Regions from separate parts of the Homo sapiens genome. Here region 2 is linked to region 1. Evidence: read pairs that join two places in POLR2A ChIA-PET (ENCODE). Cell type or tissue: PC-9. All regions are shown on one strand.

Region 1 (2,500 bases):
AAAGATAATGGTGACCCTTTGAAACGTTAGCAGCTTTTGAAACTATGCCAAGACCTCAAAGAATTTTGCTGGAAACATTTTAAGTGTATATGATTTCTCTTCAAAAGACATTGTTTTAAACCAAATTGTTTTTCTTGGGCTTAATGACAGGATTTAGTATTTAATGAAATATTCTGGAATGAAGGTTGAAAGAGGAAGTAGAAATATTACACTTATTAAAACCCTCCAAACTATCAAATATTCAAGTGAACCCCTTCCATTTATTAGAAAGCTAAAATAGTTTCATGGAAAAATAAGTATAAATAGCTTTTGTTGAACACCTTATTTAGAATCATTATTAATTATTATCAATTGATAATCTTCCTATATGAGATGTCAACATCTTTTTTCTAAAATTCCATTTTGATGCTTTTAAGTATTTGGAGCCAATTATTATCTTGTTGTCAGCCAGTTTGATTGCAGTGTATTTCTTTTAACTCTTGGGGTATTTTTTTTCCCAGCAAAATAGGAATGCAAATACCTGAAGAATAACTGGCTCCAATGAACATTCTTCTTTTTTTTTTTTTTTTTAATTTACTTTTAATTCTGGAATACATGTGCAGAACATACAGGTTTGTTACGTAGGTATATGTGTGCTATGGTGGTTTGCTGCACCTATCAACCCATCTTCTAGGTTTCAAGCCCCACATGTATTTGGTATTTGTCCTAATGCTCTCCCTCCCCTTGCCCCCAACCGGCGACAGGCCCTGGTGTGTGATGTTCCCCTCCCTGTGTCCATGTGTTCTCATGAACATTTTTCCTTCTCTGTCTGGAGAAGCAACGGTAGAAAAATTTTAAAGGGCTCTAAGTGTGTATAATACCTTTGCAGACAACAGGTTTATTTTTCCCCACTTCCATTTTAAAGATGAATAAAAGACTAAACTAAAGTAAGAACATCAAGAAAATGCAGGGACATGTTTCAAGAATCTTTAGTAGTGTGAATATTATGCATAGTTTATCTCTGTCTGAAGGACTGTGAGTCAGAAAGGATGTGAAAAACATCTGGGTAGAAAAAAATAGTGTATCTAGAGATACGTTTTGCAATCTCTGCTCCTTATCTTCTTTTCAGTGGTTATCAAAGACTGCAAAGATTTTATAATATAAAACCCCCAAAAAGAAAGAACAGCCTGCATGTGAAGTGCTTAAGATTGATATCTTGTTTCTTATTTGTTCACATTTATTTTTAGTTTTCTTTTTTCAAGGTTGGACAAACTCAAAACAAATTAATAGAAGAGACTTAGGAACTAATCATTGTAAAAGTTTATGGTGCTATATTAGACCAAATTCCTGCACATGTTTGTCTCTAGGAAAAAAATTAATATGCCAATGTTAGACTACATGAAGACAGTAATAACTCAGGGGAAAAAATGGAAGGCTGCCCATTGTAGAAACATGTCCAGAAAAATCACCGATTGTAAAGAACATCCTCTCTCCTTATATAAGCTACCAGATGTTGTTGAATTGAATTGAGAAGAGAAAAAAAGAAAAAGCTTATGAGTCATCGGGTGCAACCACGGTTGAGCAAAGTTTAGCAGCCCTTTTGATTAAAGCATGTTGTGGTATGTGTAATAAACAATGTTACAACACGAGAAAATATTGATTCTGTACCAAACAGAATTTAAGTATTCAAAACATGATTTGAGCCATAGATCAGAATGATATTGAAAATAGATGACATTTAAGTGAACAGTGGTCACATACATAGTGTATGATAAAAAACGAAACTATATTAGGGCCAATAAATATGACATGTCTTGGGAGACATTTTACTTTTGATAATACTAAAGATAACTTTGTTTATCAAGTGTGCATATGAACATGGAGAAGTTCATCAGTATGTGTATTTTAAACACTGGAGAAAAATACTTTCAATGCTTGCCCATTTAGAAAATCTTTTGTTTTTGAGACGAAGTCTCGCTCTGTCGCCCAGGCTGGAGTGCAGTGGCGCGATCTCGGCTCACTGCAAGCTCCACCTCCAGGGTTCACGCCATTCTCCTGCCTCAGCCTCCTGAGTTGCTGGGACTACAGGCGCCCGCCACCGCGCCCGGCTAATTTTTTTTGCATTTTTAGTAGAGACGGGGTTTCACTGTGATAGCCAGGATGGTCTCGATCTCTTGACCTCGTGATCCGCCCGCCTCGGCCTCCCAAAGTGCTGGAATTACAGGTGTGAGGCACCGCGCCCGGCAGAAAATCTTAATAGCTTAATACAGCGGAAAAGATTTTGGGAAGTCTAGACCATCACTTCTATCATCCCTCCTACTTCCCCTCTGCACCCCAAGACACATTTCAGAGAAATCTATTATTTTTTAAATGTTGAAGTGTAGACCAGACAGAGAATTGAGAAAAATGTTCTTTTTTTTTTTTTTTTTTGACAGGATTTGGTTCTTGTCGCCCAGGCTGGAGTACTATGGTGAGGTCTTGGCTCACTGCAACCTCCACGTCCTGGGTTCAAGGCTGCCTC
Region 2 (2,500 bases), 110 kb after region 1:
TCTGACCTACAGAAACTTTAAGATAATACACGTGTATGTTGGTTTAAGCCACTACGTTTGTGGTGAGTTTGCCACACAGCAATAGAAGGCCAATTCAAAGAGTGATTCATGAATTAAAATGTGTCAAGTTAGTTTAGTCAACGAGAATATTTTCATGGTTTGACTCCAAGAGCTCCTCACCCAATAGTAAGTTATTTTTAATGTTTTACTATGCATTAAATCAAAAAGCATCAAAGAAGTTAACATCATAGAGGGAGGAGGAGGGAGACTAAGGAAACAACAGCTTTTTTTTTTTGGCAAGAGTTTCATTGTCATCCAGGCTGGAGTGCAGTGGTGCCATACAGCTCACTGCAGCCTCTGTCTCCTGGGCTCAAACAATCCTCCCACTTCAGCCTCTTGAGTACCTGGGACCATAGGCACATGCCACCACACTCAGCTAATTTTAAAAATTTTCTTTTTGTATATAGACAGGGACTCACTATGTTGCCCAGGCTGGTCTCGAACTCCTGGCTTCAGGGGATCCTTCTGTCTTGGCCTCCCAAAGTGTTGGGATTATATGCATGAGCCACTGCATCTGGTTAGGAAACATCTTTGGAGAATAATTCCATTAATTCTGCCCAGTGGTGCCCACAGAAAGACAGAATTAATGGAGTAAACTGGTGGAGGGGCCTTCTGCTGGAGCTCCCTGGCCTTGTTTCCTCACACTTGGCAATGTGCTGTCCCTATAGCCTTCCCTTCTTTACTTCCAGGCCACAACTGCAGCCACCCAAGTACTAAGACTCCTCTCTGGGCTGGACACCCTCCCATAGGTCCCCAGGACCCATAGTGACATCCAGAGTAGAAAAAACAAATCAGTGTTCACACTCTGACCACACACAGTTGTGGGGCTGGGCACCAGGATATAACCACTCACTTTATCACCATAAAAGAAAGCACAAATCATTACTGCTGAGTCTTCCCATATATGTGAAAATAGAGAGAAGGTCCCCACCCCACGCCCTAAATAGTATCATTTGAATTCTTATGTTAGGTTGCCGTATTCTTGCAAATTAAAATTACCCTTCATTTTCATCTCCATTTTTAAAAATTGCACTCTTCATTTTCATAACATTATTGATTCTTTTATCCTAAAGCATTGTTAAATGAAATGTCATAAAGCGGAACTTGTAATAACTTACCCTGTAACTTTTTAGTCTGATGAAATCAACCTTCATTGAGACAAATCGATCTGAATTTCGGCTGATGTTCTTAAGGTGTTCTACGAGATCAGCACAGAATTTGTAACCTCCTTTAAGCACACACAGGACCATGATGTCACTATATCCTATGTCTTTCATAATATCCTTGGCCAGCCGCTCAATTCTGAAAGAAGGATAAAAGATATATTAAGGCACAACTACTTCTGAGTATTTATGTTGCTTTAATGAAATGCAAGATGTATTGTACGTATTCGATTACTCAGAGGAATGTGGGGAAAACCTTGGGAAACAGAAACCCACCGATAGAAAAGCTTTGTTAAGGTTGAACATAAGGTGTTCAAAACATACTGCTTTTTTTTTTTTTTTTTTTTAAGATGGAGTCTCACTCTGTTGCCCAGGCTGCAGTGCAGTGGCACGATCTTGGCTCACTGCAACCTCCACCTCCTGGGTTCAAGTGATTCTCCTGCCTCAGCCTCCCAAGTAGCTGGGAATACAGGCGCCTGCCACTATGCTCAGCTAATTTTTGTATTTTTAGTAGAGACGAGGTTTTGCCATGTTGGCCAGGCTGGTCTCGAACTCCTGACTTCAGGTGACCTGGCCACCTTGGCTTCCCAAAGTGCTGGGATTACAGGCATGAGCCACCATGCCTGGCAGTATTTACTGAATTCTAAAGAAGACACACGATCATAAAAAATGTACATCAGAATATCTGGCATGCTCCTTAAAAAGGAACATTTGGGCCAAGAGTGGTGTCTCACACCTGTAATCCCAGCACTTTAAGAAATCCAAGATGGGCAGATCACTTAAGGTCAGGAGTTTGAGACCAGCCTGGCCAACGTGGTGAAACCCCGTCTCTACTAAAAATACAAAAATTAGCCGGGCATGGTGGCGGGTGCCTGTAATCCCAGCTACTCGGGAAGCTGAGGCAGGAGAATCCCTTGAACCAAGGAGGCAGAGGTTGCAATGATCTGAGATTGCACCACTGTACTACTCCAGCCTGCGCGACAGAGCAAGGCTCCTTCTCAAAAAAAAAAAAAGAACATTTGTTTCCAACATGATGAAGTAAGGAGGTGAACACATCCTCTCCAGAAAAGCAACTATAAAACTGGGCAAAACTGCCAAAAACAACCATCTCATCATGTTGGAAATCAACCAAAGGCATACAACAAACTGAGAAGCATTTAATTCTGAAAACCCTGAACACTGGGTGGAAACAGCATGAGTCTGGGGCATTCTTGTGTGGGGATGCTCTTATTACCCCCCAGCCCCTATCCCCAGCTCTGTTGTTCAAACAGGCAGTT

What was found. ChIA-PET counts read pairs that join two places held together with the same protein. Peaks named below come from ENCODE experiments on the same cell type or tissue, not always from the same donor. Only the 100,000 strongest peaks of a DNase experiment are listed, where the experiment ranks them.
Region 2: POLR2A ChIA-PET joins it to region 1 with 5 read pairs; 3 of 35 experiments call an interaction of 5 or more read pairs at or near these places.

The regions. Positions count from the first base shown.
Region 1 is chr10:24,824,695-24,827,194 of GRCh38, forward strand. No RefSeq gene overlaps it. Among named protein-coding and RNA genes, the nearest start is that of ARHGAP21, 100 kb to the left of the region's middle. In PC-9, no CTCF peak of the experiment used is centred here; a DNase peak (open chromatin) is centred at 1,527.
Region 2 is chr10:24,936,006-24,938,505 of GRCh38, forward strand. It overlaps PRTFDC1 (phosphoribosyl transferase domain containing 1), which reads right to left. Exons shown (of 9, transcript NM_020200.7): 3 at 1,179-1,362. Among named protein-coding and RNA genes, the nearest start is that of PRTFDC1, 15 kb to the right of the region's middle. In PC-9, no CTCF peak of the experiment used is centred here; no DNase peak of the experiment used is centred here.